Regions from separate parts of the Mus musculus genome. Here region 1 is linked to region 2. A link is a loop called in an ENCODE intact Hi-C map of the cell type or tissue named here. Cell type or tissue: heart. All regions are shown on one strand.

Evidence for each region. Hi-C counts contacts between places; a loop is a spot of excess contacts. Peaks named below come from ENCODE experiments on the same cell type or tissue, not always from the same donor. Only the 100,000 strongest peaks of a DNase experiment are listed, where the experiment ranks them.
Region 1: a loop joins it to region 2, with 1.9 times the contacts of the local background. A loop is called at or near these places in 7 of 42 quality-filtered maps.

The regions. Positions count from the first base shown.
Region 1 is chr4:14,539,785-14,547,784 of GRCm38, reverse strand. It overlaps Slc26a7 (solute carrier family 26, member 7), which reads left to right. Exons shown (of 19, transcript NM_145947.2): 8 at 1,336-1,483; 9 at 3,510-3,623. Among named protein-coding and RNA genes, the nearest start is that of Slc26a7, 78 kb to the left of the region's middle. In heart, a CTCF peak has its summit at 3,885 (motif pointing left); no DNase peak of the experiment used is centred here.
Region 2 is chr4:14,619,374-14,627,373 of GRCm38, reverse strand. Slc26a7 (solute carrier family 26, member 7) reads left to right here and starts at 5,596. Exons shown (of 19, transcript NM_145947.2): 1 at 5,596-5,685; 2 at 5,950-6,182. The coding sequence starts at 5,990. It also overlaps a transcript of Lrrc69 not described here. In heart, no CTCF peak of the experiment used is centred here; no DNase peak of the experiment used is centred here; H3K4me3 peaks cover 631 bases.

The sequences.
Region 1 (8,000 bases), 80 kb after region 2:
GATACAGACAAAGTCTAATTTTGAGGCAATGTAAGAATTGTTGGGTCCTTTGAGTTTTATTTTTCGTCTTCTTAAAGTAAAGGAATAGTAGGAAAATTCTCAGAAACAAAACAAAAAACGGTTAATTAAAAATAGAATCCTCTGCATTAGCTGGCCTGTGCAGACGCAGGCAAAGGTGGGTCTCCTAAATCAACTCTTAGTTTCCTAAGGGTTTCTCTGCTTTTTATTGGAAAACCAGTTGTTTTTTCTTCAGTCCAGGTCTTGTTATTAATTAACCACATTTAGTTTTAATGAACTAGAAGTTTAATTTCTTCACTTCAAGTTTTGTATATTATCTTAGGATGTATAGTCACAGTGTTTGGGGAGCAAAGCATACATAGCACTCAGACACAACATCTCCTTCTACTCCTGCTCATATTCCCTTCTGAGAAATCCCCTTACGGAACTGCAGGAAGGCATGGCTTAGAAAGGTTCTCCTCCTTGCAACCTTCCTCCAAGAATTTTCTCATCCCAACTGCGGTTGTGGTATACTTGATTCGGAGTTGCTGAGAAAATGAAATGAAACAGTTAATGAGAAAGAGTCCAGGCTCCACTCACACACTAGGTAATAAGACAATTAACCAGTAAGAAATAACTCCCCCCTTCCTTTATTTTTTACCACAGGAATTCCTTCAGGGGTGGGGTTAAGTCTCCCAGCATGACAACGAATACGTAAATGGTCATTTGGCTTACATACTTTTCAAGGGACAATAAGACATAATGGCTGGGTATTATCTGAGAAATGCTTTAAAGACGACTTTGAAATGAAGCTAAGTGTGGTCTCTTTTGCAACAGAGAGGAGATGAGATCTTCCTGCATGTTTTCTTTAGCGTATGGAAGGCATGATTAACTGTCTCGTGAAAGGATTGAGTTAAAAATGTAATTACCATAATGAAGTCAATGGCGTATTTGGAGATTAGTCGACAGTAAGCTAGTGTTTGCCTGAAACTCTGCAGCATTTGAGGGAGGAAACGTGGCTCCAGTGCTGGCCAAATAAATATTTGGAAAGGTTCAAATGAAAGAAGGGTCAGATATGCTTTTGTTTCCTACAAGAAACCTTTGTCAAGTCAGAATTCTGCGGTAAGACCTGGATTCCCTGGGTGTGAGTGTCAGTTAGATGCATGGGACTCTCCTTGTGTTATTTCTTACAATTTTGCTTTTCTGCTAAATAATATTGAAGATATAGGGCTTTACAGGGCGAGACTGCTTAGTTTTCTCTTCAGAAACACTAGTGCAGGAGATTTCATGGCAAGTTATTATAGATTCATAACTTCAATCCAGTCTTTCTCTCCATAGGATTCCTCCTCCCCGTGCTCCCCCAATGAACATCCTCTCTGCAGTGCTCACTGAAGCTTTCGGAGTTGCACTTGTAGGCTATGTGGCCTCGCTGGCTCTCGCACAAGGATCTGCCAAGAAGTTCAAATATTCAGTTGATGACAACCAGGTGGAGTGTGCCCCCAGGCCCTCTCTAGCCAGGGATTTTCACTGTTCTGTGGCCTCTCAGATACTGAAAATGTCAAACGCCTGAAAAGACAACTTTTCTAAATGTGTAGCAAGCATGGGCAGAACAAAATAGGGAAGTCTCTGAGTCACTCACAGGAAGCTTAGAACCTAGCTTTCACAGAGTATAGCATATTAATTTCATCATTCCCTCTTTTTATCTATATGTCTGTCAGAGGAAAGCCTTTGTTCTTTGTTTCCACTGTGTGAGTCCCTTGTATTGAGCTCACATCAGCAGGCTTGGTAGCAAGTGCCTTTACCCACCGAGTCATCGCACTGATCCTTCTAATATATTTTTAAAGAAACACACACACCTTCATGCTCTTTCATTTGGTTTTAGGAGAGAATCCAAGGGTGGTTATCATTTCATGATAGATAACTTTGAAAACTTAGGGATTTCAAAGTGGAACACTAGTAATTACTCTTCTTAAGGCCCTTCGGGATGTGAAGTTTTGTTCCTACAGACCTAAGAGTGCACATACAACCTGTTTACTGAATCCATTCTCCCAGTGTCTTTTTCATGCCCCAAGGCCTTGTAGAGCTCTCTGGTCCTGAACAGAAGCTGCAGTAGACTGCAGACCAGTGCAGAGTTACCCGCACATAGAGTTCACACTGAGGTTTGGGGACCTCCGTTCTCTCTGTGTATGTCTATTAAGCTCCACTATAGGTGCCAGGGATAAAACAGTAAACAACACAGATGAATGTGAAACTCAGAAACTCCTCGGGTCTCCCTTCTTCGATGTCAAATCACAGACCTCATTATCATGGCTTTCAAGGAGGGCACATGTGGATGGGCAGTGTGCTGTACCCATGTACATGGGAAGAGTCATGGATAACTGTACAGGCTGGGGCCTAGACTTGAAGTGATGTGATTAGGATGGTAGAAACCTATAGGGTAGTTAGTGTCTTAGTCAGGGTCCCTTTTCTGCACAAAACATCATGACCAAGAAGCAAATTGTGGAGGAAAGGGTTTATTCAGCTTACACTTCCACATTGCTGTTCATCACCAAAGGAATTCAGGACTGGAACTCAAGCAGGTCAGGAAGCAGGAGCTGATACAGGGGCCATGGAGGGATGTTACTTACTGGCTTACTTCCCCTGGCTTGCTCAGCTTGCTCTCCTATAGAACCCAAGATTACCAGTCCAGGGATGGTACCACCCACAGTGGGCCCTCCCACCCTTGATCACTAATTGAGAAAATGCCTTACAGCTGGATTTCATGGAGGCATTTCCTCAAGGGAGGATCCTTTCTCTGTGATAACTCCAGCTTGTGTCAAGTTGACACACAAAACCAGCCAGTACAAGTAGTTACTGATTTCCCATTAGCCATCAAATGTTGATGACAAATAGTAGGTTGGATGTAGCAATCCAGAGTTAAGAAGAGTAGTCTAAGCTGAAGATGTAGATTTGGGAGTTGCCAGGGTGTGTTTGGACAGTTAAGATGTGGACAGACAATAGAAAGGGTCCTACAATTGCAATCGGTTAGATAACAAAAGAAACTGAGAAGTGACAGGTGGAGAGATAGAGGCAAGCTTGGAAAGTGTGGGGTACAGGAAGCCGATCAAAGGGACCTTTTAAGGAGGATAGAATGAGCAGTTGTGGAAAATGCTTCTTCATACCAGGTTGGAGTTGGTAAGGCAGAGGTCATTGAGGAAAGGGTGAGAGTAAAATCCCAACTGGGAATACTTAGAAAACAGGGATAGGCCATGGGGCAGTGGAAATCATGAATAATTTAAAATCTCCTCATGAGTTCATTATGAGAGCTGAGTGATGCTCTTAGAATAGACTTTGGAGGATTGCAAGCAGGCTATGAATGTTAGCTATTTTTATTATAAACTATTACATCTTAGCTGGTGCGGTGAATAGTAGCTGAGCATAAACAAGCTTCATTCTTTGACGAATTGTACCTGGGACCATAGAAGGGGATTATGATAAAGAAATGTTCCATTCTCCCATAACTAATCTCGCAGGAATTTTTGGCCCATGGCCTCAGCAACGTGATCCCTTCATTTCTCTTCTGCATCCCAAGCGCTGCCGCCATGGGAAGGACGGCTGGTTTGTACAGCACCGGCGCAAAGACGCAGGTAACAACTATTCTGTGGGGAAAGGGGGGCTGTGGGGCCGTCACCCCTTTCTCAGAGTGGAAGGCTGCTCTGTTGAGTCTTGAAAACGTTGCTGATTCACGTTTTCTAAGCAGTTTCTAGAAGTTCTTCCTCCTTCCCTCTCCTACTCCCTCCATCCTGTTATGACTCCCCTCTTTTTCGAATTTTTCCCATCAATGACTTTTCCACAGGCTATGATGCAAAGAGCAAACTGCGGCATTCCTTGCCCACAGTAGCTCTATTAGAAATCTTGAAGCCAGAGCTCCCTCTAGCGGTCTCTTAGTTAAGCTAAACAGCACGACTTTCCTGACTTTCTCTCTCTCTCTCTCTCTCTCTCTCTCTCTCTCTCTCTCTCTCTCTCTCTCTCTCTCTCTCTCTCTCTCTCTCTCTCCCTCCCTCCCTCCCTCCCTCCCTCCCTCTCTCTCTCTCTCTCCCTCCCTCTCTCTCTCTCTCCCTTATCATAAAATAAAACCAAGCCTAGGCAGAATATATCTTGACAAGAACATTTCTATGTATCGCAGTGAGCACATGTGCCAAATATCTATTCTATATATGCCAATATTTGAGGTTAAAGGAACAATAGTTTTATATATATTTTAGAAACTCAAATGGATTCATATTTCTTGCAAGCCTGATATATACTGGGCATCCTTCTGTGTAAGGGTAGGATGATAGTAAGGATGATATAGATGGAAGTGGAAACAATATCACCATATTGCGTGTCAGGCATTGTGTGTCTTCTTACATAAATGGACTCAAACTTCAGGCAACTCACTGAAAGATGTAAAATAGATGTTCTCAGTTTCTATGTGACAAAGTTGATGAAAGAAATTGGCCCAGGTATTGTGTTATGAAACTTTTCCTGGGGAGACCCAAAACATATATCTACTCAGTCAAGATAGGGATCCCACAACAGATTTTATGGATGTATAATACAGATGATACCAAAGTCCAGCTTAGGGAACCCATGAGTTTTATTGAAGTTACTTACAGGAATATGGGTGAAGGGTTGCTTACAGGAGCAGAAATAACTCAAAGAAAGATGCACCATCAAAGCGCACCCCAGGATGGGTGACAGTTGACGAAATCTGGGAACCTGGAGCATAGTGCGCAGTCTCCAGGCAGCTCAGCAGGCTAGAGAGTGTCAGCTGCCCCCGTTGGTCTAAGCTTCTGCAGGTAGCCAGCTGGTTTCTTCCGGGCAGCTGCTCTGGCTTGAGGATATTCTTTGCAGCTTGGCTTATCTGTAATGATTCCGTAGTCTTCATTGTGTACTCTTGGGAGGTCCTAGCGCATCTGGTCAGATTAGGGAGTTCCTGAAGCTACTTTGAGCTGTTTACTTGCTGACATAAGGAGCTTCTTTGCAGAGTGGAATGCCCAGAACTGCAGTACAATCCCATGTCCCAGACCTTGGGAATAGCAAAGCTGAGGTTTAAACTCTGAGTGATTTGTACTCATAACCAGTGACCCATCAAAGAAATTGATGTATATCATAAGAAATTAACAATCACAGCTAACCATTATGAAATAATAAGAATTGGATAAAAATCAATAAACAATTTTACATGCAAATGTGAACATTTATTAGAGGTTTATCTTATATTACTAATATAGTTTTTAAGTTGTAGAGCAACTCATGAGAAAAGTGTAAGTTTTGTGACCTTATGGGAAAGGTTCAAGATAAATACAGATAAACACTAAGTATTGAATAAAACTGATGCTATGCGCCAGTGATTCTCAACCTTCCTGATGCTGTGACCCTTTAATACATTTCCTCATGTTGTGGTGACCCCCACTATAAAATAATTTTGTTGTTACTTCAAAACAGTAATTTTGCTACTGTTATGAATCATAATGTAAATATCTGAGTTTTTCAGTGGTCTGAGGCAACTCCTGTGAGAAGGTCTTTCCACTCTCCCCATGGCGTTGCGACCCACAGGTTGAGAACCATTGCCATGCACCACAGCGCAGAGAAAAAAATTGCAAAATCAAATTGGAATATATTACAATTTAACAAATAATTAACTTGTTTAAGAAACTAAATTCTTATGTAAGCTCAGATTCATGACATCACATGCTTTGATGGGTTTCTATGAAGTTTAGTGATTTCAAATCCAGGTTCATAGTGTCTCTTGGTTGGCACAAACCTTTTTGTAATTTACTCTTAAATGATTGCAACCATTTTCTCTTGCGACTCCTTCCTGTAGCATTCTAGGTTGCTATAGATTTTCTACCGGCCTCTCTTTAGAAAGTGAGCATGTTAGGTTGTTTCCATTTTTAGGCTGAATGAATGAAATGTGCCAAGGGAAGGTTCTGGAAGCTGGACTTGCACTCTGGTTCCTCCATGGGTGACTGCACCAGAAACTCCTCAGGTTTAAGTGGACTCAGCTGACAAAGCAGAGTTACAATTGCATAAAGATGAACTGTCACATGCTCAGCTGGTGAAACACATAAGCAGTCAGAATCCACTTTTGAAATGCCAGTGATTATAATTGAGTTTACTAGGTTTCTGCTGTTAATGTTTTAAAGCAAAGATGTTTGTGTGTGACTGGGACAGCTTTCTCTTGGGATGGTTTGCCCATCCTAGTTGGCCCTCAGACTTGCTGCTGGTGCTTGAGAAAGCTGATATGATATTGTCACTTGTCTTAGAGACAGAAAGGCTGAAATGCAGCCCTGATGTGTAGCCACTGTGATGTGTATCCACCTTGATGTGTGCCATCTCTGCCCTTAGGCGCATTGCAAGCATTTTTAATCACTGCATAAGTGATAAGAAAATTCTCTGATCAGTCTTTGTAACTTTCAACAGTAAAAGTTTCAGAGAAAGAACACTTCGGAAAATTTGTCCTAAGTATGAAATCTTAGTGGGCCAATAACATCGTTTACTAGAGTGGGGATACAGGATGCTCTGTCTTTGTTCTGGGGTCACATGTTTGAATGATTGGAACAAGAGAACACCTCTAAAGACTTTTTGCTTTATAAAGATTTCTCCCACTTGCATGGTATTCTCTTCATCAAACTTTACAAGAAATGAATTTAGAATCTAGCAAAAACACTAAAGGCTGCCGGCAGAATATTCTCAGTGTACCCTCCTTGCTGAGGTGATAGCTCTATTTCTTAACCACTGTTGTCCAACTGCACAGGAAGAGAATCTGAACTCATGTGCATGCTCAAACCGAGGATGCTTTGCTATCCATTTCAGACCTTTTATGCTGCTACCACTAAGTATACATAGGTATAGTAGCTAGCTGACTTGAAGAGAGCGCTAAGCATATTTTCAAAGTTTGGCTTTATCTAGGGTACTTGTAAAAAAACCCCTTTCACACTTCATGATTTCAAAGCGCAGGCTCTTCAACGTCTCTGCCTCCCTTAGGCACTGGAATGCATACCCACTAAATTAACTTGGAACACATAAAAGCCCTTCAACTTTTTAGCTAATTACAACTCATCAAAGCCCAAATGATAAGCACATTACCTTTATTAATTACTTTACCGCCTGCAACAGCTTCAGTATTCTCACTGGAATACTGCACTGCGATATTTTTGTGTAGTAGTTATCTATTTAAGGCTAGAGGGGTAGCTAAGTGATAATAACACCCTCATCTGCCATGCCAGGATTCAATCCAGCTCCACAGACAACAGCATCTTCTTTCTTCCTTCAGTCCCAAAAAAGACTTTGCGTAGGTCAGAAATTTATTTACCCTAAACAGTCTTTCCCTTGTTCCTGTGTCCCTTCCTTCTTAAGATTTCCTGATAGTTTTATTTATTAAGCATGTGTCATTCAGTGTGCAATGTGCACACCCATGCAGTGTCTGCCGAGGCCGGAAACATGGTGTTGAATCTCTTGACACTAGAGTTACAGGCAGTAGTAAGCCACTTGCTGTGGGTGATGGGAACTGAACTCAGGTCAGAGAGTAGCAGCTGGAGCCCTTAACGGTAGAGGCATCTCTCTAAACCCCACTGGCCTGGGTTCTACCTCATATTCAGCTTTCCAGTACATGACTCTTCTCTGTCTGCTAGGCTCCTCTCTCTGCCATGCCTTCTTGTTCCCTCTTGACTGCTTTCTTCTCTTCTGCAGCCATCACTAAGGCTTGTGGGCTGTGGGTCTTCTCTTCACATTTTGTGCACCGTTGACATTTTGTGCTCACTAATGTGACTGTATGATTGATAACTTCTTTCTAGACTGGAATTAAAAACCCTGGAGAGCACAGCTTCCATCTGCTGCATTGTGTCCTTGGTGTTCATTTAGCCAGGGACCTGGCATGTCATAGATACTATATGTCTGTGCATGAACACAGTCAACAAGAAAGAAAAATGGCTAGGAATGGTGTAGGATACAATTTACCAGTTTTGCTGCCATTATGC
Region 2 (8,000 bases):
TGGAGGGCATCATCCTGAGTGAGGTAACACATTCACAAAGGAACTCACACAATATGTACTCACTGATAAGTGGATATTAGCCCAAAACCTAGGATACCCAAGATATAAGTTACAATTTCCTAAAGACATGAAACTCAAGAAAAATGAAGACTGAAGTGTGGACACTATGCCCCTCCTTAGAAGTGGGAACAAATCACCCTTGGAAGGAGTTACAGAGACAAAGTTTGGAGCTGAGATTAAAGGGTGGACCATGTAGAGACTGCCTTATCCAGGGATCCACCCCATAATCAGCATCCAAACGCTGACACCATTGCATACACTAGCAAGATTTTATCGAAAGGACCCAGATGTAGCTGTCTCTTGTGAGACTATGCCGGGGCCTAGCAAACACAGAAGTGGATGCCCACAGTCAGCTAATGGATGGATCACAGGGCTCCCAATGGAGGAGCTAGAGAAAGTACCCAAGGAGCTAAAGGGATCTGCAACCCTATAGGTGGATCAACATTATGAACTAACCAGTACCCCGGAGCTCTTGACTCTAGCTGCATATGTATCAAAAGATGGCCTAGTCGGCCATCACTGGAAAGAGAGGCCCATTGGACACACAAACTTTATATGCCCCAGAACAGGGGAACGCCAGGGCCAAAAAGGGGGAGTGGGCAGGTAGGGGAGTGGGGGTGGGTGGGTATGGGGGACTTTTGGTATAGCATTGGAAATGTAAATGAGCTAAATACCTAATAAAAAATGGAAAAAAAAAAAAGTAAGTCAACCACTATTGAGAAAGTGGGGACATTTATGTTGGGGAACTGATCCAGGTGAAAAATACAAGATTAATGGAGTATTTTTAGCTAGTTCCCCTTTGAGTAATACTAAGTTCCAAATAATCTCTTTTTTCTTTATGATTGTTATTTATTCCAAATGGAGGATATGTATTGAGAGGGAGAGTCAATGAAGTCTTCAGAGAAATTTTACTCTCTTTTTTATTTTTTTTGAAGTTATATGACCATTAAAGACAGCATACTTGATTTGATATGAATCCTTAAGACACATTTTAGACACTATAAAACCATATTTGACCATGGCTTTTTTTTTTCTTGCATGCAATGGCTGGAAGAGGATATCAGTTGTCCTGATTTAGACAGGGTCTGTCTTTGAACTTGAAGCTAGGTCAGAGGTGAGAAACTTCAGTGATCTTCCTAACTTTTTCTTCCTATAGCACCAGGGCTATAACCACAGTTGTCACATAATACAAAATAATGGCAGAATGAAAAGAAAATAAGGAAAACAAACAGGTTGGCAAGTTCTATTTAATTAAAGATGTCTAGTTAAGCGTGTCAGTGATCATTCTTGTCATCAGTTTTGCTCATTGTTTTCGAGCTCACTCACTGTTGGACTGGCTGGTTATGAGAAAACATTGCAGAATTCAGGACTGCAATTCACATATGTATGTTATGGTATTTAGGAAATGAACAGCTCCTAGGAAAGATAAAGAACTATATTCAGAAATTATAGCATTGAATGAATTGAGCAGGAAAGTGAGAGTCTGTAATATAGTTCAGAAGTTAGGATAAACAGCAATGAGTAGAACTCTGAAATAGTGGGTCTTGGCTTACCAATTAGGTAAAAAAAATGTTCTAGTAGTCAGGTCCAAACATTAGAAGAGGTTGTTTTTCTAAGCTTAGGCAAATTAAAACTAAATTTGGGTTAAAGGGTTATGCCAATCTGTGTAAAGTTTGCATTAGTTAGAAGATGGTACCGAGTTTAATTGACATAATAAAAGCTTGCCCATATGTGGATGCATTGCAGTGCTGGCTGTATGGTTTAGTGAATGGTTTCATTCCTGCTTCATCTTTCTCTAGCAGATCGAGCCTTGTGCTCTGTCTTTTCATTAGAAGTATTCTAGGAGCTGAAGGGGTCTGCAACCGAGCTAACCAGTACCCCAGAGCTTGTGTCACTAGCTGCATATGTAGCAGAAGATGGCCTAGTCGGCTATCATTGGGAAGGGAGGCTCCTTGGTCTTGCAAACTTTATATGCCTCAGTACAGGAGAACACCAGGGCCAAGAAGTGGGAGTGGGAGGGTAGGAGAGCAGGGCACGGGGGTGGGGAGGGTATAGGGGATTTTCAGGATAGCATTTGAAATGTAAATGAAGAAAATATCTAATAAAAAATTGAAAAAAAGAGAAAAGTTAAAAAAAAAAAAGAAATACTGTATACCAACCTCATGTGGTAGACATGAGTTAGAAACTGCTGTGGGCCATGCTTTGTGAGTCTGTGTTTCCAGTATCACTTGGATAGGCATCTATCAGTGCTTCTGGTGCTCCTTCCCTGCACAGGTGAGGCACCATGCTGAAATCAAATTTCATATGCCAATCTTTACGTATGTCTCTCAAAACCCAGGGAACGTGATCCAGTTTATAGCCAGCTTAATATTTCTCAAAAGACTCTGACCTCACTCAAGCCTGGCCCGGTTCCCTTATATGTCATAACGGCTTTGAGTGTGCTCAATGCCAGCCCCCCACCCTGCGAAGTCTCCAGCCAGGAGGGATGCTGCGTCACTTGTGCCTTCCCCCTCTGTGCACGTCCCATTCAGTTTTTCCTTCTCAACAATCCAGCTTCTATACTATAAAGAAAAGGACTGTGTTAAAAACAAGAACATTTCTTAGATTTTGAAAGGGCAAGGAAGAGTTGAGCAAGCAAAGACAAAAGCTCTCCCTATTTTTTTTTCACTTGTTTTCTCTCTGCTCTACTATCTCTATGCTTTTAGAGCACAGTGTGGCAGTTATGCTGCAACAGGCTAAGTGATCCTTGAGCCATTGTAGGAGGGCTATTGTATTCATCACTATCTAGTGGGTGATATGTCTGTAGTTTCTTCCAGTTGATCATAAGGAAAAAAGAAAATGATATGAATAAGCCCTATTTATAAAGAATTTACACTATGAGTGAGTCAGAAGAAAATTGTAAGATGAAGATGTAAAGCCAGGAGGGAAAAAAAATCATGAAAATGACTTCAGCTCTCTATCTGTGAAGGCTACTTGAATACTAACCCTGTAACAGGAACAGAATGCTGTGGAGCCAGGGAAGTGTTCATGGAAGATGTAGATTTTCATAAAAGCTCGTCCATATGTGGATGAATCTCAATGCTGGCAGTAAAAGATGTGATGTCAGTACATGGCAGGTCATTAACTCTTTCTTGCTGGAACACAAGTGTCTGGGCAGGATGGGATGAATTTGCCCTCAATGTTAATGAAATTCCCCTGTTCCTTAGCATCCAACTCTTTCTGTGTGACTTCATTATTAATTTACCTTCCCCCCCCCCCCGATAGAATGTTAGTTATACCTTTTTCCATTTCCTTCATTAAGTATCTCCTAAAGCATATGTAATACCTACACTCTCCTTCCTTTCCTCCTTCGCAGTGACCGATTAATGCGCACTTGTTGGGGGAGAGTTCATGATGAGCTAGTTGGGAGCAGCAGGCAGGACAGGAGAATTCCATTGTTTTTGTTAATAGGTTGGAATTTAACGGAGGTTACAGAAATTTACACATGTTAATGATGTCATTCAAATGATGTTTTAGGAAGAAGAGCTGTCCTGTTGGTCCATATCTGAAGGAGAAGACATTCAGAAAATCTTGTGATGTCTGTAGGTGCTCGCTGGACATTCAGGGAAGAGATGGCCCATATGGGTGGTATATAGTATTGAACATCAAAGTACCTTCAGTCACTGAAACTTTCAAATAAATGTTATTACTCCTGAATTTTATGCACTGGCCTAGTCATTTTGAGAATTTCATGTGTGTGAAGAAATTCCTCATAAAGCTCTCTTTGTTTGGCATTACTGATTACAAATAAGACTGATACTGTGCTGTGGAGCGAGGTTTAGACAGGCTTTAAATAGTGTTGGCTTGGAAAGATATGGAAGTTGAGCTCCAGATTTAAACGTTAGGATTTTTAGGAAACATTTATTCTCTTAGGAACTGTCTGGTGAGCCATTCAGTTTCTCTCTCTCTCTCTCTTCAGCCTAGGTTTGAATTCTTTTAAATTTCATGTTTATCTTAGGAAACTAACACACAATGAGTATGTACATAATTTTTGACTTTTGTGCACACATGCACTAAAGGGAGAGACTGCCACACAGGAAGGAAAGCCAGCCTACAGTTTCTTACTGTGTGCATTTGCAATTATCTCCTCAGGCTATTTTTAGATCACACAATAAGTTTAAAATGCTACCATTTGCAGCTTCCTCTCTGAAATAGATTCTTCCCCTCTCCTTCTCCCTCTTTGTTTGCTAGGGAGTGAACCAAGGGCTTCATGCATGGTAGGCAGTAGCTATTCCACTGAATTTCATCTCAGCCATAAGACTCCTCTACTAACCTTTAGCTTGACCCTGAGTTAGAAATATATTGAAGTGTTAGAAATGTCATGTCATGAAAATAACAGAGAAATACAGAAAAAAAATCTCACACATTCATATAAATGTATATCTCTAGATCTATTTAGGATTCATGGAGTTTGAAAAAAAAGTATTGCCAAGTATTACATATGTTACAAGCAAGGGACATATTTTTGAAGTTGAGAAAGTAGCTCTTTCTCTTAATGTAATTAATGGGAAAAACACAGCAGGAATCCTGTGGAGAATAAAGGGTCTAAGTTCTTACTGTTGTAATAGCTTCCAGCATCTGATGTCTAGTCTCTGGACAAACGGACATTAGAAAGCACTGTAAATAACTACATGCTTGCTTTTCTTTCTTCTGGCTTCACGGTTTTAGTTAGAATATTGGTTTTTGGGGTTAATTCCAATGGTTCAGACCATAATACAGACTTATTCTTCTGGAGGCTGTGGGAAATAATACTATAATAAAATCTTTGACAGTCTATTCTGTTATAAATGTAACACTAGCTTTTAAAAGAATGCTCTACTAAAAGTTATATCAACAAAAATACTATTACACACATACACACACATGTGCACGCACGTGCACACACCCGTGCCGCTTCAAACAATAGTTTTAATGATACTGAATTTCTCAATAAATTTTATTTACAATGACATAAGTGTGTTAATTAAAAACATAGAGAAACAATCAGTAAAAAGTGAATGAGCAGAGACAGGAAGAAAAATAAACTCTAGCCACAAATATTTGCTCATTGTGATACTTAAATCCTTAGCCCAGGAGATGAAATTTCAGTTTGTTTATAAGAACTAGCTAGTCCTTTCTCAGATGGCACAGTGGTTATCTGAATGTTTTTTCTATGAATGAAAACTTCATATTCCAGAGAATAGAATGACAAGGACTCATGTAGTCCCCTATCATGTTTCCGACTTTTATGGAATTGGCAATTTTTAGTGATGTTGGAAATATATACCTCACAAAGAAGTGTGGCTGTAGCATATTCTTTACAGAAAATCCTCTGGCAGTCGGGACTTCGCTTCTGCTTGTAGGAGACGCTGGGCTGGCTGGATCCTTCCTGGTTTCATTAGCATAGCCCAGCCCACTTCCACCACACGCCCAGAACTACCTCATTAACCATTGGGAATGCAGCCAAAAACATAAGACGACAGTGAATATAAAGGGAATTACTGGCAAGGGAGCTGTAACTATCTCACCACCGAACCTATTACTTTTCCAAGTTCAGAAAAGTATTACATGAACAGAAACCATTCCTTATTCAGATAAGAATTTAAGGTTTGAGTCTATAATTTTTATCTAGAATAATTAGCTGAACCACAGTAAGGCATACAGCTCAGTTGCATCCATTCGTGTTTCTGTTTCTCTCTCTCTCTCTCTCTCTCTCTCTCTCTCTCTCTCTCTCTCTCTCTCTCTCTCTCTCTCTCTCACATTTATTTTCTGGATAGCTTTGACATTGTAAACCACAGACGATTTGGAGCCTGGCATCGAAAGGAGGTGTTCTCCAACGATTTTTTTTTTTTCTCTCTCCCTTGCTTGAAGAAGTTGACTACTACAGGAGGGAATCTGAAAATCTGAAAAAATGACGGGAGCAAAGAGGAAAAAGAGAAGCGTGCTGTGGGGCAAGATGCACACCCCCCACCGAGAAGACATTAAGCAGTGGTGTAAGAGGCGCCTACCTATCTTGGAATGGGCACCGCAGTACAATCTGAAGGAAAACCTGCTTCCAGACACTGTGTCTGGGATAATGTTGGCAGTTCAACAGGTGGCACAAGGTAAGTGTGCATTTGGGTTTACAGTCTTCTGCAGAGTGGATGTCACTTTGCTTCTTGGATGGGGATTATGTTTGAGGGGTGACAGTGTAGCTAGTGAAGCAGACTTAATAAAATGGTTACTAATTTTAGGAAAATAAGCAGAGTAGATGTTTCTGTGTGTGATTTTCCTAATTGCTTTTAAAATTACTTGGCTTTTTTCTACCCCTGGCTAGGAGTTAAGCAATTAAGCAGTAACCCTTGAATGGAATTACATATTTTGCAATGTTAAATTTCATATTGGTTCAGAGTAATGGATCAGTGATTGTGAGAAATGAGCTTTTATGATTTCACTGTGCTGACATAATTTCCCACCTTCATCAAATCAAGCTATAAAACATTTCCTGTCCTGAATACAATTGCTCATGAGCCCAGTTAGCAGCACACAGTTACAGTTACCTGCTGTAGCCATGGGACTTGCTATAGCAGAGAACAAAGCTTTTTGTGCATGAAGGAGGCTTATTGCCAAGATCACTACTTGCAAAGCGAAGAATCCTGCATCCTCAGAGCTTGTGTGGACTGCACTGTGCGTGTTTAATTCTGAGGTGCAGTCCCCACAGAACTCGTGTCTCAGTGAGAAATATAACATGGTAAAACATCCCCAGAACAGATTTTTAAAAATGACACTCGTGTGTGTGTGTGTGTGTGTGTGTGTGTGTGTGTGTGTGTGTGTGTATGTGTACCTCCTTTCCTTAAAGGTATGTCCACACGAGTTTTGGCTGATTCAGGTAGTAATGTTCTACCTGTAGCCAGAAAAGGAACTGATTTCTCAACTTCCCAGCTTTAAAGGTTTGGAACAGCTTTCTTGGCAAAGACTCCTAGTGATTATATTTCCATGCAGTCTCACTACCTCCCTGGCTTTAACTATTATTTCTTCTGTTCAATTATAAGTATGCTTTTAATGAAATTATTCTGTAGCTGGAACAAACTGGTTTGTGAATTTGTGTTTTCAGTCTGATTAGGAACATCTGCATGGGTGGGGGGTTTAAGATCCACAGTGCTATCTTTATGGAATACAATTTTACTGCTTAACTCTGTGTTGTATTTTTAATGACCATTTTGCCAATAGCAAAAGTATAGTAATCTTTAAAAAATAAAAAAGTAATAACAGACCTGGGGCATCCCCAGCCTTTCTTTTATTTGACTTTAAATTCCAGATGAAACATCCTATGTCATTTGAAAATTTAGCTGATGGACTTAAGCAAGTTTTCTGTCCCCAGATGTTTAGTTTCACCATATCCCATAAATTTATTTTGCTGTTATTTAATATAAAATAAAAGTGGAATAATTACGATTTTAGCAGTAGTTGTCTTTTTATGTTTGAAAAGCACCCAGTAGCCAAGAGCATCCGGGAATGCGATACAGCTCCCTTAGGCTCGTCACTAGGATATGGCTTATGTGCAAGCCTTTGGTAGTTAGTTTGGTTTAGCTTTTGGGAGACTTTAATGATCATGCATTACATTGATTAGGAAGAAGTACATTGATAAGCTGATGAGAAGCAAGACACTTACTTAGCCTGGTTCCATGAGAAGTTTGGATCAGGTCACATGTTCTGTATGCTGACAATTACACTGCTAGGAAGACTCTTGGTGGTTTTTTTTTTTTTTTTTTTCTGTTGTCAGAAAAGATGAATTCTTGCAAAGAGCTTTTTCAAATATGCATTTCTAATTCTTTTTCAACCTCTTCTATTAAGAGAATCCAGAGTTAACATTGCCTTTCCATTGGAGGCTTAAAGCAGTCAGTTTCTCAGGCCCTCATACCTGAGAAGCGGAGGAGTCAGGA